3 separate regions of the Mus musculus genome follow, and regions 2 and 3 are each linked to region 1. Evidence: chromatin loops called from intact Hi-C (ENCODE). Cell type or tissue: heart. All regions are shown on one strand.

Evidence for each region. Hi-C counts contacts between places; a loop is a spot of excess contacts. Peaks named below come from ENCODE experiments on the same cell type or tissue, not always from the same donor. Only the 100,000 strongest peaks of a DNase experiment are listed, where the experiment ranks them.
Region 2: a loop joins it to region 1, with 3 times the contacts of the local background. A loop is called at or near these places in 2 of 42 quality-filtered maps.
Region 3: it touches region 1 in a loop (2.5-fold over the local background); 14 of 42 quality-filtered maps call a loop at or near these places.

What each region holds. Positions count from the first base shown.
Region 1 is chr9:103,485,785-103,493,784 of GRCm38, forward strand. Tmem108 (transmembrane protein 108) reads right to left here. Exons shown (of 6, transcript NM_178638.4): 5 at 3,405-3,559. It overlaps Gm16252 (a long non-coding RNA gene), which reads left to right. Exons shown (of 7, transcript XR_003948081.1): 3 at 6,316-6,490; 4 at 6,742-8,000. Among named protein-coding and RNA genes, the nearest start is that of Bfsp2, 9.5 kb to the left of the region's middle. In heart, a CTCF peak has its summit at 4,851 (motif pointing right); DNase peaks (open chromatin) are centred at 3,473 and 4,857; H3K27ac peaks cover 4,438 bases.
Region 2 is chr9:104,072,198-104,080,197 of GRCm38, forward strand. It overlaps Acad11 (acyl-Coenzyme A dehydrogenase family, member 11), which reads left to right. Exons shown (of 20, transcript NM_175324.4): 2 at 1,425-1,524; 3 at 3,620-3,745; 4 at 4,133-4,294; 5 at 6,366-6,530. Among named protein-coding and RNA genes, the nearest start is that of Acad11, 12 kb to the left of the region's middle. In heart, CTCF peaks have their summits at 3,813 (motif pointing right) and 7,422 (motif pointing left); no DNase peak of the experiment used is centred here.
Region 3 is chr9:103,597,043-103,605,042 of GRCm38, forward strand. All of the region lies in intron 3 of Tmem108 (transmembrane protein 108), which reads right to left. It overlaps Gm32682 (a long non-coding RNA gene), which reads left to right. Exons shown (of 2, transcript XR_379792.2): 2 at 5,603-5,805. Among named protein-coding and RNA genes, the nearest start is that of Gm32682, 28 kb to the left of the region's middle. In heart, a CTCF peak has its summit at 3,997; DNase peaks (open chromatin) are centred at 3,059 and 5,069; H3K27ac peaks cover 5,780 bases.

The DNA of each region.
Region 1 (8,000 bases):
TGGATAGTCGGGGAAGAAAGAGGAAACGACCCTGCCGATAAAATGTCTTTTCAGGAGACAGGCATTTCCCCCGAGGGCTTGTCTTTGGCCAAATCTCATCAGGAGAGTGCAGTAAGTCTGACCCTTCTAACTATGGAGAAGAGATTGAAGTCTTTCCTCTGAGCTGTGTGGGGTTTGCAGCTTGAAATCCGGCTCGTGTTGCTTCCCACTTTTAATGGGGCGAGCAAGTATGGACCAATGGTGAACCTGGGGTGTGTATGAAGCACAGCATGGAAAAAAAAAAAAGGTATCTGGGAAACAAGGACAGCAATGGGGTGGGGAGGGAGAGAGGGAGGGAGGGAGGAAAAGGAAACAAAAATAGAAAAGTGTCCAGGTACCCTGGGTACCGTGATCTGCTAGTACCCTTATCATCACAGACAGTAGAGGTGCCAGGCAGAGAGAGACTTTCTAAGGCACTGTATGTGGAAGCTTCTGGATGGGTAAGTGCGGCTCTGAGGAAGCAGCATATAGGACAGCGTGGTCATCCTGTGGGCAGGGTGGGCGGGGTGGGCGGTCTACAGGGCATGTATGTCCCTGGCACTTCCCATCCTGGCTCTGAGCTGCCCCCCATTCTGGCCTCACACAGCACCAGATCGGAGTGTTGCAAGAGATCACAGTCCCTTTTTTACAAGGACAGCAGAGCCAAGGGAGTAGACTGGCAGTGGGCACAGACTGAAGCCACCACTGGCTGGCTTTCTGCCATAGCTTTTGTGGTGCCTTCATTTCTTGAGACTGTGGCTAGTTGGCCCTTGTTACTGGAGCCCCCTGGCCTGGTGCTGATTGCAGATCAGGAGCTACCCTGACCCTTACCACCACGGTTCTGCATGGAGAACACCACGGTGCTCTGCAAGTGGGGGCTTTTCTATAGCATGGTTACGGGCTCTGCTCTTCAGGGTTCTCGTCCCCATTTTTAGAGAAAATCTAAGGCATTTATGCCTCACCACCCAGATTCAAGCCTTTCTCACGTTTTTCACTTAACTAGAAGAAGAATGTGTGCTGGCTTCCCCATCCATGAAACCTTCATGGAGCCTGTGTTGCTCCCTATGCTTTGGCTACGCTTTTGCTGAGTGGCTACTGTGTAGCAGCCTCTGAACTGGGGGATGAGTCATGGGGGTCTTTATTCCTGGCTCATTCATCTACTGCATGTCTGCTGCGGAGCACTGTGGGCCAGGCCAGACACAGCCCGTGGATACAGGGAACTGAGAAGTGAACTCACACAAGGCTCCTGCCCTCAGCAAGGAGAGGAAAAGAAATGTGTCCTGAGAGCAGCAGGCTGCAGTGCCTGGGGGTGAATGAGGAGGGTGGGTCTCTAATGGGCTGAGGGCAGTCCAGGAAGGGCTCCTTAGAGAGACCAGTAGGAAGTGATGGCCTAGGCACTAGGGGGAGAGGTCCAGTTAAGCTTAACAGCAAAGCTCTTGTGGGGGATGGGCTTTCTGTACAGAGCAAAGAGCCTAGAGCTGCCAGGGGAGCGTGGGGGTGGTCTGGGACTAGCTCATGAAGGGACCAGAAAGAGGAATTGTGTGTGTGTGTGTGTGTGTGTGTGTGTGTTGCAAGCGGTCGAGCTGGGTAGTGTGAGAAGTCAACCTTAGGTGTTGCTCCTTAGGAGTCAGCCTGAACCAGGTCCTCTCACTGGGAACTGGGGGCTTAGCTGATTGTACAAGGCTGGTTGGCCAGCAAGTCCTGGGAATTCTTCTGCCTCTGTTGCCCAAGTACTGGAAAGCTTGTGTACCATTATGCTTGGATTCTTACATGGATTCTGGGGATCTCTCTCTCTTCTCCCCTTCTCCCCTCTGCCTTCCTTTCTTCTCTCTCTCTCCTCCATTCTTTCCCCTCCTTCCCTCCTTTCATTTCTTATGGGTCTCATGTAGTCCAAGATGGCCTTGGACTCCCAAAGTAGCTAAGTAGCCTGGACTTCTGATCTTCCTACCTCTACTTCCCCAGTGCTGGGACCATAGCATCCTACATCTAACTTTAGCTTCTCTTTATGGTGCCCCAAGGATCCACTTGGGAGCTGGGGTCCATGGCCAATGGGGTCATGCTTTTGAGAGATCACCTGGCTCCTGTCCTGATGGGCTGACTGCAGGAGGTATGATAGAATGGGAGATCATTCCAGAGTCTAATGTAGCCATCAGAGCGTGAGGAGAGGGCAACATACTGGCACGAGAGTAGGCTAAGCCCATGCTTAGCAAGAACCAATAGAATCTGCCAACAGACTGGCTGAGAGCGTGCGAGGTGGACTCAGGGGACTACAGCAGTGTCATGAACACAACCTGGGACACCAGGTGAGCTTGGGACTGGGGCCGGGAGGGCATCAATGAATGGTTCCAGGTTGGGTCAATGAATCTGTTAGGTAGGGATGTGGCTGAGGGCGGGGGAGACATCAGAGCTGCAGACAGATATGGCAGGGTGGTGTAGCAGTTATGCCATACACCTGAGGGGAACACAAGAGGAGCTGTGAGTGGCTGAGCTGGGCACTCGGAGATGAGAGGTCCCACAGCACAGGACTCAATACTCTCGGCCTGAGAAAGAGCCGTGAGGAGTAGGGATGGCAAGCAAGAGGTAGGGAGAGCATGATGCAGAGTTAACATCAGGCTGGCAGTCACAGGGTAAATACCAGGATAGGAAAGCAGAAGATGCTAAGATGCTACGGCAGGTCTCCTTCACAGGTCACCTAAAACCTTTAAGGGACTAGATCAGCTGGGTTTGGACAAGGGAACAATGTAGCTACAGTCACAGTCATCAAAGCTCACCCTAGATGCCCTGGGAATGGAGGAACAGGGAAGGCAGCCTGCACCATCAGGGTTCACCGTCACAATAACTCAGCTCCCCCTCACCGCTCTCCTGGACCATCCCCTTCCTTTGGACCATCTGTCTTCCTTTGTGGGCACACCGAGTGAAGCCCCAGTAATCCCTGTGCTCTTGGGAAGGCTTCCTCCCCTGGGCCCACTGCACCTCATCTAGTACTATTTTTAATTCGGTTTGCTTTTGAGTGACACCAGGCTTCGTCTAGTCTCCGGGGCCACAGCTCAGAATTGGAAGTCTCCTGAGAGCAAGTTTTCCTCTTCGGTCCCCAGAGACTGCTTGCTACAAAACCAGTCCTCGATAAACATTTGTTACTTATTCCCAGATTGGAGAAGTTCTGAGAACAGCTTTCCCAACTCCAGTGTGCAGAAAGCACCTGGGTTGGTGGTGGTGGTAGTGGTGGGCTCTTTTCAGAATCAGACCCCAAGCTCAGTAGGGCTGGGGCAGGGGGAAGGAAGCCCCTGATCCAGTGAGCTCTGCAGAGGAGCAGGCCTCAGGCTGAGCTGCTACGTTGTTGCTGTTTCTGTGCAGGGCGGTTGTGGGGGGTGGGGGTTGGCAGTTACCTCTGAGGTCTCTAGGGACTGGATCTCCCTCGGGAGCTCCACCGCGTGTCTGTTGAAGTAGTCCATTGTGATGGCATTGTTCCAGTAGCTCAGGTTGTTCTCAGGGTTGGCCGTCTTCTTCTTCCTCCTCATGCAGCACACTGTCAACAGGACCGCTGTGGAGAGAGGCCCAGTCAGAGAGAGGCAGAGGGAGGAGACAAATGACTTAGTGTCAGAGGGGTGCAGAGGACATCCTGCCCCCAGACATCCTGCCCCCCAGCCTCCATGTTCATTTAGACTCATGTATCCCCAGGTTGGCTTCAAGCTCACTGTGTGACCAAGAACGGCCTTGAATTTCTGATCTACTGATTGCAGCTTCTGGGTCCTGGGATCACGGGTCTGTGGCACCACTCCTGGTTTCCGTGCTGGGGACTGAAACCAGGGATTTGTGCATTTAAGATAAGCACTCCGGTAACCGAGCTCCACGCTCCTCCCCCTCCCCCCATGTCAACCACTACCTTGATTTTGAGTACCTACTGTGTACTAGAAAAACTGTTAATAGTTATCAGTTTTCCTACCGGTCTATCCTACTGTGTGCTCTCAGAAGAGGCCAGGCTATTGATACACAGGTAATAAAAGGAATTGGGAGATGTCACTAGGGATGGCTATTCAGTGAGAGATGATGAGGGGACACGTGAAAGGCCACTTCAGTCACAAAGCTGGCATCCAGGGGAGGAGACAGCTCTGTGCAGGACAGGCAGCATGTTCCAGGATTGGAGAACAGCACCACAAAGGACCAACAGCACCTGTGGACAGCCCAGGTGTGTGTGAGAAAAGAAAGTGCAGTATGGCCGGGACAGTGGGCGGGAGGTAGGAGGGGAAGCCAGGAAGTGTTGAGAGGTATACCCCAGGGGTTTGTCGGAAGGGAGGCTACATGTGACTTGGTGGTATTTGTGGTTGCTACTGTGCTGTGCTTTAAGGATGCACCAAGAAAGGGCTTTGCTCATCTGCTGGGGACAAAGACCAGCATTTGTGTTCAGTGACTCAGACCATGGAGAGATCTCTGTTGAAGCAGGGGGTGACAGACATAGATGCATTAGACAAAAGCTCGAGGCTCAGTTAAAAAGATGTGACCAGCCAGTCATATAGGACTTGCAGTTCAGGGACATTATCCACTGATAGCTACAAATGTCCTTTTGACCTCGTGGAGTCACTATTAGAGTTCGTAATTTCCAGATAAGTCATTTTTATCAATAGGCTTAGGAGCAAAGCTGGATGTGTGGACTCCAAAGTTTCTGCTCTTTAACACCCAGGCTTCTGCCCAAGGGCAACACAAGGGCTCACCCTGTTGAGGTGACTGCAGCCTAGCTTTTCTGAGCCTGGCCCCTCACATTGTGTAACAGGTGACCCTGGTCTCTACAGTGTCTGAGTGCCTGAGAATGGGGGCCCAGGCTGCTCTGTTCAGAGGCCAACACCAGGGGGCAGCAGAGGGCCATCTCCCACAGAAGCAATCTGAGGACTTGACCACTACAGACTTGGTACTTAGGGTGTAGAAACTGGCACATTTATGAGCTGAGATCTTAGAGCCCAGGTTCCAGTCCCGAGGGGTCACTGGAACATTCTGTACGCCCCACTGGCTTTTCTGGAATGATCTCCAACCAAAGTCAGGAGGCAGCTTCTATTTGCAGTTTGCTTCATCTGCTCTGGCCAGAAAGAAAGGCTTCCAGGTTGCTAATCATGCCTCTAAGAGTAGCTTTTAAAAAGCCCTTGACACATGGAGGGGGCTGCTGAAGGGGATTTCGGGGACAGCTCGTGTCAGATTGTTCAAATTTTGTGGCTTCGTCTTTCCCTTCTTCTCACAGCCCAGGAAGGGGCAGAAAGGGCTGCGAAGCCCAAAGTGTAAATGGCATAGTTAGGGCATCCTTTCACCCTGCTCAGAGACACCATGTCTGTCACAGATGCCCTCTCTCCCTCCTCCCTGGTATCTTTATTCCTCAGAGCCACCAGACTCTGTCTCTGAAACATCAAGCGGGAAATGGCCAGGGCACGTGACGCCAGTAGAACCAGGTCTCTGAAGACACAGAAACACTTCAGAAGTGAGGAGGGGTGGGCGGTTCTTTAGCTTTGCTGATGTGGGAGTTGTCAGGGACAAGTGGTCACTTTTCACCTGCTGGCCTGTGAAGGTATCTGACAGCACATCACACACTTCACTGCCACAGACTTCAAACAGGGTGTCAGGGAGAAGGATGTCCTTAAAAGCCACGTCTCTGAGGGAGGGGGGTGGGGATCTGTGATTGGACCCACTGAATAGTTACAAACAAGCAAGTGAGATCAAAGAGACAGAGATGGTCTTAGAGACTGCCCGGTCATGAGGAAATGGTTGTAGAAGCTGGAATCGGAACCCAGGCATCAACACACTACTCACAAGGCCCGGGCAAGCTGCTTAACCTCTCGGCCTCTGTGCAGGCCAGACAAAATCCTGCATGCAGCAGAATTCTGCCCTGCTCCTCACTGCCTTTCCCACCTGTTAGTCTTAGTTTGCAAAGTAGGGAGTGGAAACCCTAGAGATGAGCTTCCCGAGGCCACTCTGCCAAGGCGTGCCTACTGCTATGTCCGAGTTCGTAATGCCCCTGACTGGAAGCCCGAGCCTGTGTAAGGTGCAGAAATCCTATGTAATGTGTGGGAGGCTCTGTGGCTTGAATCCACTTCTCTTGGGAACTTCCCAGCCTTTGCAGAAAGAGACTCTGGGCTCTGTGACTGTGACAGTCTCAAGGTTAATGCTCTAGTTGTGTTTAGAACTATAACTTCACTATTCTGACCTTTCGTCCAAGAGATAGGAGTCTAATATGCTCTCAGCGCAACATAGTTTACAGGCCTCTTCAACCGGCACAGCCACTGTGAGAGAAAGACATGAGTGTTCTTCCACCCACAGAAGTAACTGAAGGTCACTGAAGTTGATCAAGATCACCCCAGCTAATTACACCACCAGGACCACGGGTTGTGGTAATCTTCAAGTAGGTGTTGATTGTCTCCCGTTACTCTGAACACTAGAGGGAACACACAGTTCGGCCTTAGAAGCCCTCTGTCAGCTGCACGGTGAGTACAAGGTGTGAGCCACTTAACCATTTAGTTAAAGAATCAACCGCTCCATGTTTCCAAAGGCAACAGCCACTGAGACCCTATGAGGAATGAGTGGGGGGCTCCCTCTGTCCATAGTTCTAGAACAGCCCTGAGAGTTAAGCAAGCTCTCGTGGGTTTCCCAGTAACGAATCTTCTGTGACTTATCAGATGAGAGATAGATAGATAGAAGGATCACTGGTATGAAGCCGGAACCCTGCGTACTCTGTTCACTCGACAGGACTCCGTGGGCTCTGAGAAGTGATCAAAGCCCCACAGGTTCCCCCAGAAGATCCAACCTTTCCAAATACCTGCTGCATTGCCAACTGCCGGGCCAGAATCCACACGGGATGAGTGGCAGCCACCCCTCCTCTCTGCTGTCTCTTGAGCCCCTTCCCTGCGGCAAACCCTGATTGAAGACCCTCCATGCACTGGCTCTGATTTTCAAAGGTCTAGGGGGCAAGCATTGCAAGTGTGTGGAGATACGCTGCCGAAACCCTGCTGCCCCTTCAGATTTACCACCATCCCTGACACCTGCCCCAGGACGGACTACCGCAGGGCCGACAGAGCATGCACAGTCTCTTGGGATCCCTCTACAGCTCAAGGCTTCCACCAACCCAGCAGAAACACGCAGACGTTGTTCCACCTCCTTTATCTCCCATCTCCTTCTGTGTCTCAGGGCCTGCATGGCTGCGTAGGGCTTGCCTCGCTCACTCCAGCTCTCCCTGGGTGGTATTTTATAGTACAGCTGCCTGGCATGCCTGATTCCATCTTGGCATCTGCCCTTTGAAGGACCTGAACTCACACAGCAGACGTCTCTCTCATCCCAGAGAAGAGGAAGCGGAGGACCGCTGGCGAAGTTCACAGTCAAGGGCGGCCAGGGCTGGGTTGTGGGCAGGCGTGTTTGATTCCACAAGCTGGTTTTAGCACTTCAGGGCACTCCATAAAGGATTAAACTGACAGAAGACAGGGACTGGGTAGTTTTCAGCTCTTATGTCCTGGTTATAAGGCCACAACTAAGAGGGTTTAGTGCCCAGCTCCTCACCTTAGCATGTGGGGGTTAGAAGTCTAGCAGGGGGATACTACCTTACAGTCCAGAGATAGCTATAGTTTAGCTTGAGTGGGTCATGGCCAGAGTGACAATTTAAGGAGAGTCCTGCCTTCTCCCCACCACCTCCTCCCATTGGTCCATAATTCCAAAGAGACTACCCACCTAACTACACTTCCTTTTGCGACAATCTTTTTCTGCTTCATAGTAAGAACCAGTCTAACCCAGGTTTTCTTTCTTTTTTTTTTCCTGAATAATCACATCATTTATTTCTTTTTCTTTTTTTAAAATTACGTATTTTCCTCATTTACATTTCCAATGCTATCCCAAAAGTCCCCCATACCCTCCCACCCACCCACCCCCACTTTTTGGCCCTGGCGTTCCCCTGTACTGGGGCATATAAAGTTTGCAAGTCCAATGGGCCTCTCTTTCCAGTGATGGCCGACTAGGCC
Region 2 (8,000 bases), 590 kb after region 1:
ATGAGTCCTTGAATGAGACCCTACATCATCTCTTTCTATAAAACTTCTCGCTGCCTTGACACTGATGTGGACTTCTTGAAGATACCCCAAACCTGGAGATACCCAGACCACTGACAACAACCTTTGTGACATGTAGCCTAGCTCACAGAAGTGGGCTGCAGGGGCCAGGCCTTGAAGGTCATATGTCCTTCAGTTCAGATTCCAGCTGGGACGATGCTTCCTGACTTGCCAAGAGGTTAGAAGCACTTACTGCAATCTCCTGCCACCACAGACTGGGCCACTGTGCCATGCTCTCCCGTGAGATAGACCATAAACCCTGAAACTCAGCGCGAAATAAATGGTGTTTTTCTGTCTCCCATAAATTACTTCTGGAAGACATTTTCTTGTAGTGAAAAGAAATGCTACTAATATTTTTAAATATATGTATATATATATATATATATATATATATATAAGTTCTGTTTTGTTAAGTTTCATATGGTTTCTAGACAGTTGAGTGAATGTGTTAGAGTAACCAGCTGGGTATAGATTCGGGGCAGAGAAATGGTCTAGACAGGTTTGAAAGCAATTGACAGAGAAGGTGTTGGAAGCCACAAGACAGAACAGCTTACCTAGAAAAAGAATCTAGGGGGACTGGAGAGATGGCTCAGTGGTTAGGAGCACTGACTACACTTCCAGAGATCCTGAGTTCCATTCCCAGCAACTACATGGTGGCTCACAACCATCTGTAATGGGATCCAATGCCCTCTTCTGACATACAGATGTACATGTAGATAGAGCCATATATATATATATATATATATATATATATATATATATATATAATGTAAAATCTTTGAAAGGAAGGAAGAAAGGGAGAATAGGAAAGGGAGGAAAAGGAAAGGAAATAAGAGAAAAGAGAAGTGAAGAGGATCTAAATAAAATGGTGGTTTAGCAATCCAGCCACAGCAGCCCAGTGTTAAGAAGTTGAAGCGTTGCAAGGAGGATACAAGGGAGTTTGAAAAGGAGTGGCCAGAGGTTTGTGCCAGCGGTCTTGAAAGGGCATTAGTGGAAAAACGGGAATGAAAGCCTCCTGGATGGACTGAGATGGGTTTACGACAGGCTATGAGGAAGAGACTTGCAGAAAAGGCTTCAGGAATAACTAGACGTTTATATGCAGCTAGAAGTGCTTAAGAACTTATGCAAGAGAAGACTGTAGAACAAAGAACCCAAGGAAACCAGAATGATCGGAAATCCAATCCACAGGAGATGGGATTGTCTGAGCTGCGAGTGGCAGCCTGCCCAAGCTACTGACCGGTCCCTGTGGTCAGCCCAGTGTTGAGATGTTTATTTTGGATTCCTGTGTTTTCTGAGATTTCAGTAGGATTTCAGGAAAGAGACATGTTTATAATTGACCTGTGAACTCTTTTTTTTTCCCCCCCTAGATCAGGACAGTCAAACCCAACCTTCTTTCTCCAGAAAGGATCTCAAGCCTATGTTCTCAGGAAGAAACCACCCGGCTCTCTTCTTCCCAAAGCACATAAGGTATGACACAGAAGTGCAGCAGCGAGCCTTTTTTCCACCACAGGTAACCGCCTCGGAAAAGCACAAGAGCAATCGAATCTGCATTTGAAGACCTCCTCACGCAGTTACTGACTAATGCAAGCACACTTCACTTTTAATTACAAATTCACTTGGATTGCGTGTCCTTTTTTTTAAAAAAAAAAAAAAAAAAAAAAAAAAAGGATCTGCAGTTGAAGACCAAAGATGTGTTTAAACTCCCATCCCAGTGAGCTTCCTTGTTCCCTGCGGATATGTTCGCTGTTACTCATTTCTAGCTGCCTTTTTCTTTTTTCTTTCTTTTTTTTTTTTTTTTTTTTTTTTTTTTTGTCTCTGCATGCCAAGAGCATTGTCTATAATGATGGTCTTTACTTGATGAGTTTAATGTATTTACCTTGGGCATCTTATAATCATTCAGGGGTTAAAAAAAGAGAAAGACCTGAGTGTCATTGTACAGTAGGCTTTAAGGTTTAGAATCATCAGGGAAAATTAAAGAAGATGTCTGTTACAGATTAAATTTTCTAATTATTCTGAGTTGTTCACTACCTAATAAATACGTCAACCAAGTTATTGTGCTATACCTCATAAATACATACAAACATGATTTGCCAGTCAATTTTTTAAACTAAATTTTCCTGGTTGCAAAAACAGGAATTATCTCAAGATAGCAGGAAGGGACATAAATGCAAGTCCTGCAAAATGTACTAAGTACTCTGCATACGTGGGTGATACTGGCATCATGTGCTTCGTAGTCCTTCACCAGGAAAGACCACTGTGGGCGGGTTCGATATCATAGTGACAGGGGACACAGATGCTCATTTTCTTGGCTCCATCATACTCCTGACAACATGAAGTAACTTAGATGCTTACAAAAAAGGAGTTGGGTAACTTTTGTTAATGTCAACATGGCATGGCTGAAAGCAAACCCCACCCCCACCCTGCCTAGAAATGTCTACCTCAGAAGCAGTCCTCTTTGAGTCTCCTCCTGACTATGTCCCACTTGAACACCGCAGAAAGCTCTCAGCCTAAGTCCAGCTCCATAGATGTGGAGCACCTTGTCTGAACTTCCTCGGCTTTCCCCAAGGCTGTGTTTTAAAAAGCAGTGTCCCTGCTTTGCTGTTGTCCCTAACCCTTTTGCCCCTCCCTCCCCTGACACACACACACACACACACACACACACACACACACACACTCACACACTCCCTGCCATCCGCTCTCAGTTCCTGCCACATCTCTTTCAATAGCCCTCAGTGCTATGGACAGTTCCCACTTTGGGTTAATTACTTCCCTGGTCCATGACTGCATTACTCTTTGAACTCAAGCTGAGCAACATGTTTCCCCTTCCCTGGAACTGGTCAGTCACTTCTGCCCCAGTGTGGCAGGCACTTTCTACATGCACAAATCATCCTTGTTCACCCATATTACATCTCTGCTGTAAGCCACAGCCTTGGGACCTTTCTGGGTCTGCAGGTGTCCCACCCAAGGATATAAGGTTTCCTCTTCTCTTTCCTGAGCCCCAGCTTTAAGATCAACTTCTGGGCACCTGGTTCCCTTCAGTTATCTGGGTTCCCAGAACAGACCATGTACCTATAAGGGTCTTCATGCTCCTTCCTTGGAAGTTTGCTGCTCTCTTGATGATCAGAAGGAATAGGTGATTTCCCCTTCCCACAACCACTGCCTGCCTTCTCCAGCTCCTGTATCTGACTAGAGGAACTCAATCCTAAGCCTCCTGAGAACTACGAAGGGAGAGGTGAAGCCAACAAGCAGGGAACTTGTGAGAACACAGAAATGCCCTTTAACAAAAACCTGTGAAATATAGCCAGGCGGTTGCCTTTGTGCTACAAGAGCCAGTAGTAAGCCTCATGCAAATGCCTATCTTTTTACCCCAGTTAAATAAATGATCATGCTTTAGAGATGGCCTACTTTGTAATTGTAATGGCTGAACAAGCTCCTGTTAAGGGAATATTACTGTCAGCTCTGGGTTACATATTGACACATGTTGTAGCCAATAGCCTCAGTTAAGGTTAGCCCACATGTAGTTATTAAATTTCTGTTTCTGGATTTTAATAATCCTATTTAGATTGACAGAGAATTCAAGATCCAGAAAGCCTTGTTTTCCATTGGATTTCCTGTTGCCAAGCCCCTGCTATACTGCAGAGATGCTTCAGTTATCGGAACGGAATTTTATGTAATGGAACATGTGCAGGTAAGTTAACAATCTTACTTGGTTGGTGCTTTTATATTGCTAACTTGTTCTTAAATACCCCTCTAGGTGGCAGTAAAGAGCTACCAACAATTGTAGCCAAACAGGGAGATGGGGATGTGTGTGTGTTCTTATTGGGGGGAGGCACCCTTCCACATAGAAAGAACAAACCATTAAGAGCAAATTCAAATTGTTTTTAATTTGAAGATGTGGGTTACAAGCAGTTTAAAACCTTCAGGTTTAAACTGCTTCTAGCATGTCCTTGAATTTTGCCTTTGGTATGTATCCACATACACATTTCACAGACAAGCCTACGCCTAACATGCTCTGTAGTTTGCTGAGTTTGTCTGTCAGCTATTTAAAAACTGGCCATTGTGATCACTTTGATAGGGTCGGATCTTTCGTGATTTTTCCATTCCTGGAGTTAGCTCAGCAGAACGTGCTGCTATATATGTGTCTGTGGCAGAAACCCTGGCATGGCTACATTCTCTGGATATACGCTCGCTGAAGCTGGACAAATACGGTACTGGAGTCGGGTACTGCAAAAGGCAGGTAAGCCATCTGCGTCAGAATGTACTGCATGGTCTCAGAAGTAACGTACTATGAATGACTAGTGAAAGCAAGCCCTGTTTGTTATGTGGCTGTCTGAAATTTTGCCACTTAACATCTTCTTTGGTAATGTATTCAGATATCTTTTTAGCATGAAATAATGCTGGTGTGTGTGTGTGTGTGTGTGTGTGTATTTTGAGTGGATGAACCTGTATCTGCAGGTACACAAGTATGGCACATGGGTGTGGAATGAAGGCCAGGGATTCGCCTCAGCTTTCATATTCAGGAGCCATCCACCTCATTTTTTAGGTGAGGCACCTCATTGGCCTGAAGCGTTCTGATTAGGCAGTCTGACTGGCCAGTGAGCTTGAGGGCTCTTCCTGTCTCTACTCCTCACTATTAGAACTCCAGGCATATACCACCATGCCTAGCTGGCTTTCTTTGTCTTCTTTTCTTCCATCCTTCCTTATTTTCTCTTTGTCTGGGTTCTGGGGACCATGCTTAGGTCCCCATGCTTGCCCAGCAAGCCCTTTACTGACTGAGCCATCTCCTCTCCCACTAACTTTATTTTTTAGATAACTTTTGTTTAGTAAAGGCTTCCATTTCTGCTTTTCACTTGGTTTACCAGTAGATTTTCTTCTCAGTTTTCCCTTTCTAGGTTGTGCTAAGCAAAAATCTATTAAGCTTTTATCAATTTAATGCTTGCAAGATACTTTTTTAAATATCAAGAAATAAGAAATAGGTTCCTGCCCTAAAGAAGCTTGTGGCTGTTTTTAAGATGCTCATTCACGAGTCTCATATACATGAAGCTGGGGAATGGTCTATTTCCCTGAGTTTACTACCTATTAGTAAATTGTTCAGTGCTCATTGCAAGAGCTGTATGTCTAGGGCACAGGCATACATGCCTGTGCTTGGATGTGGAAAGGAACTGATATAGAGAATTAATAATGAGATGGTGACCCTTGCAACCAAATGCAGGTAAGACTAGGCACTCATGGGCTGTATTCTATTATAAGTACGCCCTTTGAGAGTGGGGTGGGAAGATATGAGAGAGTAGAGTATTCGATGTGTGCTATTGAGTGCTAAGTGAGCTGTAGACTACCTCATTTAAAAATCTCTGCAGAACTCACAAGACGGGTATTAACCTCATTTTGCAGATGAGGAATATGAAGGTTATACTGACCCGGTAATACACAAGTAAGTTCCTAGACAGTATATAAATCCCAGCCAGTGAGACCCGTGTAGGGGGATTTTGTTTGCTTCTAATTCTAAGAGCAATATAAAGTCTGCTTTACTCTTAATGGTATCTTTAAAATACTCTGTGGGTGAGGGAAAGGATGTTAAGTGAGAAAAGCTCTTTCTAGCTTTCATTGCCCCCTTTTCAGGGAGAAATTGTCTGCTTGTGGTGTGTGTACATGTGTGTGTGTGTGTGTGTGAGAGAGAGAGAGAGAGAGAGAGAGAGAGAGAGAGAGCCCAATGAGAGAGAGGGGTGAGAAACTACATGTGGTGTGTATACGTGTGTATGAGGGGTTGTTTGTATGCATTTCTGTCTTCCATGGAGTACTTACTGAGTGAAGACCATTCTTTTTGTTTGGTTGGTTGGGGTTTTTTTTTTGGTGGAGGGGGGGTTGTTTGGTTTTTTTTTGTTTTGTTTTGTTTTTGTCTTTTTGTTTTTTTGAGACAGGGTTTCTCTGTATAGCCCTGGCTGTCCTGGAACTCACTCTGTAGACCAGGCTGGCCTCGAATTCAGAAATCCGCCTGCCTCTGCCTCCCGAGTGCTGGGATTAAAGGTGTGCGCCACCACGCCCGGCTGAGTGAGGACCATTCTTGACACCTATGCCAGTGTTTTTACTTCTTGTCCAATAGAAACCTACGTAGGTAAAATGGCACAACCTGGAAGAGAAACCTGCATGTTTGGGGCTTTCGGCTGATAGGAGTGTTTCAGGCTGCTGGGAGGTGCATGTGAGCACTGTTTTGTTAAGCATTCTGGAGTAAGGTGGACTTGGGCACAGATGAAGTGGTCTTAGAGTCACGGACAACGGAACGTTCTGTCTGTACCGCTGTCCCTTCCCAGGTGTCCACCTGGACGAAGCAGTACCAGGCCTCAGCCCATCAGAGCATCCCTGCCATGGACCAGCTCTCCACGTGGCTGATGAAGAACTTGCCAGATAGTGACAGTGAGGAGTGCCTGGTCCACGGAGACTTCAAGCTGGACAACATAGTTTTCCACCCCAAAGAGGTACCGCAAGCTGTGTGTGTGTGTGTGTGTGTGTGTGTCTGTGTGTGTGTGTGTGTGTGAGAGAGAGAGAGAGAGAGAGAGAGAGAGAGAGAGAGACAGACAGACAGACAGACAGACACTGTCTAGGTCTGACCTGAGGCTCCAGAAGCAGACAGATGTCCCCCACCTGCCCCAGTGTCCTGAAGGAGCCCAGATCATTCTGTTCTTCCCCACAGCTCAGTCTGTCTCCCACTTAAAGCTTCTGGAGATGAGTCCTACAGAGTTTATGGCACCGGACTCTGCCTTTGGGCCTGGTCCCAATCTTAAACAGTAACATAGTCATCACTTAAGCAGGACTTGGAGGTTGCTGTGTGTCTCTCTTGTTGAAGAAGACTTCAATCTACTACTTTAAATGTCAGCTTCAGGCTGCAGAGATGGTTCAGGGGGTAAGAGCACTGACTGTTCTTCCAGAAGTCCTGAGTTCAGTTCCCAGAAACCACATGGTGGCTCACAACCACCTGTAATGCCGTCTTCTGGTGTGCATAAGAGAATGACAGTGTACCCATGTACATAAAATAAATAAATGAACCTTTAAAAAAAGAGCCAGCTTCATGGAATAACATGGCTGGCAGAATTCATGTCAACAAGCATTCAGTTGTGAGCAACTCTGTGCCCAGAAACATTTCTCCTAACAAGCATAAACCACAGATGGAGAGAAAAGATAACTGACAAACAGCAAGAGAGCAATTGTTATGTGCCAGCATAACACCCAAACAACCTGTACAGCTAGGCATAGAAGGAATGGCCCTGACTGGACTAACGTGAACAGGGTGGAGAGATGATGGCTCAGCAGTTAACAGCACTGGCTGCTCTCCAGCACCCGAGAATCCAGTGCCCCCTTCTGGCTTCTTCAGGCAGTGCATGTGTGTGATCCGCTTATATGCAGGCAAAGCACACATACACATAAGTGAAATTACATTTAAAATTACAGGAAAGTAATATAGAGAGGCTGGGAGCCTCTCCTCTGCACCCTTGACATAGGTCTAAACTGACCGGGCCGGTACATGGCAGATGCCCACCGTGCTCCAGTCTCCCTCCTTGCCTTTCCCGTCTGCTTCCTTCCTCTGCTTGCATCTCACCTTCTGTGAGTGCCTGCCTAGCCCTGCCTCTGGCAGCCCTTTCTACCTCCTTTGAGTTTTTACAGATTTGACTTCCCCTTCTTCGGGCTCCATGATTCCTGCATGACTGTGTGACTTTTTACCCTGCAGGTACAATGACCATAATCTGTTATTTCAAGAACTGTCTCCTTTAGTATTTATTTAATTAAAATCTTTAGATTGGCGGCATGTGTGTGAGTGAGAACGTTTCCTGAGTATAGGACATTTAATTTTTAAACCTTGAACTTAGGTTTTCAATTTTTGCAGCATACTATCATGTGAGTATAACTTCATATCTTAATCAAGTAAGACCTTTCTCCCAGTGCCTGTGGGC
Region 3 (8,000 bases), 110 kb after region 1:
TGGTGTCTCTTCGCAGCAATAAAACCCTAACTAAGACAACCATGCAGAAGGAAAGTAACCTGGCTGCAGACAGTGCTAGTAGCGACATCATACCCACGATATCCATAAAGAGTCTAGAACACTCAACGTTCATCTGTGCCAGCCACACCAGCTCTGTTGTGGAGTCTGAGCTTCGGCAATACACAAAGAGTCAAGCCAAGTCAGCTTTCCTCTCATTCCTCTAGGCCAGTGAGCATTCTGTGGTGGGAAGGTCTTTAGTACAGAGGGCTTATGGGTGAACCAGGCTCCTTGGGGAAGAAGACATCTTTAGAGACTCGGCATTCCGGAGCCCTTGAGCTGAGCTTACAGTGGGTGTGAAGGTCTGTAGAAGATTACCCTGCTAATAAGAAAATGAGGAGGAAATCCGAGCTGGGGGAAGAAAGGGGCACTCCACACTCTGAATGTCAGCTGGTTGCTCCTGGGTACTAGCCATGTCTCAAGAGTAAACTGGATGAGGTGGAGAGCCAGAAACGCCATGAAACTTCTCCCATCATCCAGGAGCCCCCTCAGTACCTCACAAGGACAGGATTTCATTCAGCAGCAGGGCCAGGCACAACCTCTGCTGAGGGCTGGATGGAGGCGAATTTAATCCAAGAAATAATTACGCGGATGTTACACTGGGAGCCAGATTTCTTTTCCCATCCTTTTTCACAGTGTCTATAATAATCTAGGATTTCTAAAAATATAGACATAAGGATGGCAAAACTAGAGTTTGTGAACTAAAAAATAATAACCATTAAAAAAAAAAAAACCAAAGAGTTAAACATTCGTCGGCTTACAGAAGAAATGGCCTGATGCCTTTAGGTTGTAATGATTCTTTCCCAAATATTGCCTCACCAATGTCTAACTTCAAAGTCAATGTTTCTATCCTGCTGTCTGGTGGGAGTAGGGACAGCATGACCAACCACAAGGCTGCTAAAACAAGCTGAGGCAGATTGCAGGAGGAAGGCTGGAGGAGTTCACTGGCTGGAGCTGCCAAAGGTAGCTTTCCTCATGGGTTGTGCAATCTTCCTATTGCAAGGGCTGTGATGTGATATATCACATATGGGCGGGTGTGGGGTTATGGGAAGAAACTGGGCTTGGAGATGGAGAACATGGGTCTAAGTTCCTCCTAGTTCTGCTTGGGCCTGCCACAGGGTCTCAGATACCACGGCTCAAACTCTGTATCTAGCTCAGGATGACTCTGACTTCTTGACTCCTTTGGGTCTAGCTCCTCAGTATTGGAATTACTGGTGTGTGTCACCATGTCTGGCTTGCATTTCCGTAATAGTAACATGGTGCTAAAGTGACATCTATCACCAGAGATAGCCAGCACCAGGGTTGCCATGTGTCAGTGTATATTGGATGGGAAACAGCTTGCTAAGTATAAAAGGTCATTTATAATGTTGGTTTGGGGGGCATAATACTTGCCATTTTCCAAGACTGGAATCAATTAAAAAATACATTGAAGAATCAGAAACTGGATCCATATGTTGCCTTTTTTTTGTTTTAAGTGATCTGAGAACAGGCCTGATGTCTTTTCACCATATCTTACAATGAGGCATCTTTTCCTTTCATATTCGTACTTGTCCTCTTGATGGCAGGCTTCTGGAGAGTGGAAAGTGTATCATGCATTTATGATCCTAGAGTTTCCCACAAAGCAGGCATTCTGTCTGAGGAGGGGCAACATTAAACAATGTTTGTACTCTTGTTCTTTTGTGAAGCCTCTCTCTCCACTAGCTTGGGAGCTCTCAGGTCAGGGCTTATGTCTCCATGCATTCAGCGCTGGAAAATTGAACCCAGGGCCTCTATCATATGACAGGCCAGTATTCTGTTACTGAGTTATACCTGGCCTCATGTATTTTCATTCCAAGTATCATATCTAACACAGAATAAGTTCTTTATTAAAGTGTGTTGAAGCTGGATATGGTATAATGTCAGCATTCAGGAGCTAGAATGTGGTGGTTTGAAATAAAATGGCCTCCATAGGTTCTTAGGGAGTGGCACTATTAGGAGGAGTGGCCTTGTTGGAGTAGGTGTGACTTTTGTTGGAGGAAGTGTGTCACTGGGGGTAAAGGTGAACTTGAGGTTTCAGAAGCTCAAGTCCAGACTCAGTGGCTCACCTTCTCTTCCTGTGCCTGCAGATCAAGATGTAGAGCTCTCAGCTTCTCTCCACGACCATGTCTGTCTGCATGCCACCATGCTTCCTTCTGGTCATGATGATAATGGACTAAACCTCTGAAACTATAAGCCTGTCCCAATTACATGTTTGTCTTTATAAGAATTGTCATGGTCACAGTCTCTTCACAGCAGTAGAACCCTAACAAAGACACAGAAGCAGAACCTTAGGAGTCCAAGGTTAGTCTCATCTGAGTGTGAGTTCAGACTAATTTGTATAAGACACTGCCTTCTACCTCCTCCCCAAAGAAGCCAGGTAGTGGTACATGCCTATAATCCTAGCTCCTAGGAAGCTGAGACAGGAGGAATAACTTGAGTTTAATATCAGCTAGGGCTGCACAGAACTGTCTTTAAAAAACATCGTGCTAGGAAATAAGGAAAGAAGGAAGGAAACCTGGTGGTCTGCCCACCCAGGAGTCACAGAGAAGGTTTTCTTCTAAGGATTCCATTCTTGACATTTCATTCCAATGGGAACGAGCTCTCTCCCTGTGAGCTCTCTATGAAGGTTCAACTCTTGGTAAGTTCTGCCACATCAGGCTTCAGCTTCTGTCTATGGCAGGCACCCTGGATATCTGGTCATATGGTCCTGGACCTTGCAATTAGAGTTAGTCGCTAATGCCTTTAGCTGAGGAGAACTGTCATTTGGTAATTAACTTAGAGCCGTGACAAAAGCCTGTGACATCGATGAATCAGAACATAACACTGACCCTTGTTTTTCTCACAAGGGACACACATATCATGAAACAATATTTTTTTTGGAGTTGTTAGTGGAATGAGCTTGGAACAGGAAAGCCAGGGGAGGCTGACATGAAGAGGTTTTGCTTGAAGGGGGCGGGGCCTACCAAGCCCTATCCTTAAGAATATATGTCTTCAGGACAGGATCTTGCAGGGACTTGAGAAATCTATCTTCCTGTACGGAGAAGTCCCCTGTGCCTCCAAGGTGTGGGTGTGAGGCCTCTGGAACAGGCCTGTGCCCTCTGTGGGTCCTTCTTTTTTTCTAGGCCTTGGGGATGCTTCCAGAGGACTGTTTTGTGTTTGGCCCTGGATGATTGTAACCAATGGATCTTGTGAAGACCTTGGCTTTGCCCTTTCAAGAACAAACCAGAATGAAACAACATAGCACACAGGGTCTAAAAATGATCTCTCCTCTCTCTTCATGTGTCAGACAAGTTGATAGGCTGTAGACACAGGGCCAGCAGTTCTGCCTATGTGGTCTTCTGTCCTCATAGGGGTTCATAAGGGGTCTTCACAACCAATAGTCTGAAGCAACTGACACAGACCCAAAATGTTGCTGGCATAAGAGAGGTACAAGCTTTTAAAATCTCCCTGAATTTTAATTCATCTAAAAATTGGAACTGATAACTAATTTGGTTATAGGAAATTACAGCTAAAATCCTACTTTTCCAACTAGTAGTTTTGCATCATATATGGGCGTGTGCATATGAACATGTATATGGGTGTGTTTTGTGTGTGCATGCAAGTGTGTGGGAGTATGTGTGTGTGTGTACTTGTGAGTGGGCTCATGGAGGCCAGGGGTTAATGCTGAGCATCTTCTATCACTCTCTACCTTGTTTTTGGAGGCAGGGTTTTCTCACTGAACTTGGAGCTCACTGATTATCTAGATTGGCCAGGTAGTAAGCCCAGAGGATCTTCCTGTCTTTACATTGCCAACTCTGGGATTATAATATGGGTCGCCATGCCTGGCTTTTATTCCCTATGGATGCTGGGAGAGTTTCATGTCCTTGAGCTTGAGTGGCAAAGCATTTTACTATCTGAGCTATCTCCTCAGCAGCGCCCCCTGGCAACTACCACTTTTATGACATCTAAATGCCAAATACTTCTGACAAAGATTTAGTATTTAAATTGATGTATGCTGTAAATGTAAACTGTCCATGAAATTCCAAAGGACTGCTATTTGCGTATGTGTGTGTGTGTGTGTGTGTGTGTGTGTGTGTGCATGAGTGTAGCAATATTACTAGCCATTTTTTAGTACTGATCCCATACAGAAATAATATTTTGGATACTCTGGTGTAGAGAATGGATGAAGTCCAGGGTGAATGTGCATTGTTGGCTGTAAACACGACATTGTTGAGGAGCCCAACATCTCAACCTTGTAGGTGTGGCAAAGCCTTTCCCAGGGGAAGCTCAGAGGGACTACGATGGCTTACTGTGGTTCTAGAGCTGACAGTATGTGCACAAAATGTCCACAATACCTTTCTCACTTTTTCCTCCTAGATGTTTAAGGCCCGAAGACTCCTCCCCTATAAAGAGTGTCTCTACCAAGATTAGCTAAACCTTCTTCAGCCGTATATAATAACCCCATCCTCTTAGTTATCTGTATGCAACCCAGCTCCCTTCAGCTGTAAACAATAACTCTACTTCCCATTCACCTACATGTAACAAACACACTGAGCTTCCTGGGTGCTATGGCTTCTCCATCAGACCCGATCCCTTTTTGTGTGTCTGTCCATATGTCCACCTACTCTTCTTTTCCTTGTTGCTGTAGTTCTGGGACCCACATGGGGACATAGCACATCATAGTAAACAGAATGTGCTATCTGAATTGGCTCTACTCATTTCTTTTCATTTATTTATGTTTTCAAATTTAGCTACTGGAAAAAAATTTAAATGAGCCATGTGGCTCATGTTGAATGTCTGTGAATACATGTGATATGATCATGACTGTGGGTCTCTCTGACCATCCAATAGCCTGCTCACTGCTCCTCTGTCTAGTTCATCTCACTACTAATGCCACTGTCCCAGGAGAGGGGTAGAGGGGACACTCAAGTACCAGGCATTCTTGTAGGCTGAAAATAGCATGTGCTAACTTTTAGCTGACAGTCCAGAGGGACATGTGAGTGATAAGCAGATGCAGTCAAGAGAGGCATCAGATAACTGCGTGTCATAGAGAACTTGAGGGAAATGTGACAGAGAGACTAGATGGTAGCATGGTGGATTGTGGGGCTAGAGTCTCAACAGCGGGGGACAGAAATGCCAGGCTGGATGAATGACTGGCTCCAAAAGCGCCACGCAGAGCACAGGATAAAGTGCTAGTTAAAGGAAAGAAAGCCAGTATGACTGAGCACCAGCCAGGTGTGGGACGACAGAACTCCCAGCATGCACTTTGCCACCGAGGCACTTAAACTTCCTCCCTCACATCAGTCAGGCTGGGGACATAGCCACTCTTATCAGGATGGACACGGTATCTTTAATTGCTAAATGGAGTAGCCTTTACTAGAGGGTCTTCCTTTCGGCTGTGAGCGCATATGAGTTCCATCTAAGCTACAGAATAAAGCTCCTTCCAGAAGATGAAAGAAAAGGGCCCCACGCTGGCCACTAATGTCTGTTGAGATTTAACAACATCATCTCCTAACACTCTCCTTTCTTCTGTCCTTTGCTTTTGCAGAAGCAAATGACCTGACAGCCATCCGACTCAGTGTCACGGAGCTTCGCAGCTATCTTCTCCTCATTGAATACATAAGCATGTGTGCCCATCACTCCTTCCTCATGAGAACATCTGTATGGCTATTTATTTCCTTCTTCCTTTATAGGTAACCATGACTTGCCTTAGAAATCTATAAACGACTTTCTAGTTTTCATAGCTCATGATTTAAAATTTTATCACATTTATTGTGTGTGTGTGCGTGTGCGTGTGTGTGTGCACGTGTGTGCGTGTGTGTGTGTGTGTGTGCGCGTGTGTGTGTGTGTGCGTGTGTGTGTGTGTGCCTGTGTGCGTGTGCGTGTGCGTGTGTGTGTGCCTGTGTGCGTGTGCGTGTGCGTGTGTGTGTGTGCGTGTGTGTGCGTGTGTAAGCCTGTTATACACACGGAGGTTAGAGGACTTCTGAGAGTGTGTTCTCTCCTACCATACATGTCCCAGGAACAGAACTCAGGTCGTCAAGCTTGGCAGCAAACACCTTTACCATCTCACTGGCTCTAGAACCTTATAAAGTTTCGGTTGACTGGGGAGAAATTTGGATTCTAAGATTGGTGATGATTCCAAATACCTGCCTGCCACATGCAAGGCCTTTGGTTCAACCCCCAGCCCTACAAATAATAATAAAGAAAATCATGACTAATAGATAAGTGTATAGCTCCGAGGAAGACACTTGCCTGGCGTGTGCAAGTTCCTGTGTTCAATCCCCAACACCACCAACCAAAAAGAGTCTCGTCTCCTAGATGAGATGCATCCTAGAGATCCTAGAGAAACGTTGGTCTCACAGGGAAGGAGTACAAGAATAAAATACATCGTCTCATTCATCACTACTACAATTTAATAAAGCAGGGGTGTTATACCCAGGGGTGATTTCAATGACATCTCTGGCCAATGGGTGCACGGCAGACTGCTTAATCATTAACCCTTCACCAGCCATCTCTGCTGGAACCTTCAGCTTGAGTACATGCCGATGAGATCAGGTCTAAGCAAGTATAGCCCTAGCTGTCCTGAAACCTGCTTTGTAGACCAGGCCGGCTTCAAACTCAGAGATCTGCCCGCCTCTGTCCACCAAGCGCTGGGATTAAAGGAGTGTGCCACCACCGCCTGGCTGACATTCGAACTCTTATTAAATGTATTCTCAGAGAGATGAGAGAAGGGCAAGAGGCGATGCTGATGGTGAGGAGAATGGCCCAGGGCTTATGGCACCATCCTGAGCTTCCAACAATCCTGGTGTAACTGTGCCTTACTCAGTTGATGACAGATGTACCAGGAATATAGACTCCAGCTCTGCCCCCGTAGAGGAGGTCACCGAAAGTGTGATCTGTCTCTTCTCAGAGCCTGTAAGGCAGACAAGCTCCCCTCCCCCCCCCACCAGCTGGGCTTCCTGCCCTCACCAGACTTCTCTGTAGCTCTGTGGGTTATTCCCGGGACCCTTTTTAATAAGCTGGACCACGGGACTCCTCTCAGGACTCACAGCGCTTTGTATGAGAGTTGCCACAAGCAAAGTGAATACCCTGATAACATCGGACCAAGTGAAATACCAGATATTTTCTACAGATGAAGTTTCTAGAGTTAGCCTATTTAAGCAAGTTACTGTGTTTGTTTGTTTCTATGTACATAGGTGTTTTGTCTTTATGTATGTCTATGTGAGGGTAACAGGACCCCTGGAACTGGAGTTACAGACAGTTGTGAGCTGCCATGGGAATTGAACCTCAGTCCTCTGAAAGAGCAGCCAGTGATCTTAACCACAGAGCCATCTCTCCAGCCCCGTATTTTATTTTTATTTTACTTCAATAGTTTAACACACCTTTGATCAAAAGAAGCATAACATTTGAATGACGTGAGGTGACTATCAGAGCATCCTTTCTCCTCAGGAAGTCTCCTCTGTCATGGTGAGAACTGCTTAGCAGTGACTAGGTGACTCCATGCATTCAGACAGGAAAGTTGCCCTATCTGGCTTTCTCTCAGGATGGGGGGCTGGTCACACCTCACAGAGATCTTCAGGAGAGCAGCTGCAATCTTGGTCATTACCACATCTGAGTGGTGCTCCACTTCAGAGCATCCAGTCCACCCCTCTCATTTACCTTCAGACTACAAATAGGAACCCAGGGGTGCCCTCTAGCAGGTACCCAGGAAAAGGTTCTGGTCTGCTATTTGGGTAACTCTCCAAGCTACAGTTCCTGGTAAGGCTCTGGTGCAGCTTAGGTAAAGTCAAGTTCACATATGAGGTGATAGGAGACCTGCTTCAGGCAGAGGACTAGGCCTGGGAAGGAGAGACTGGGGAACTGCCCCAGGGAGGTGGAGCCACAAGGAAAAGGGCTGTCAGTGAAAATGACTCCAGGAGAGTCAGGGATGAGAGGGAGGGGGAACT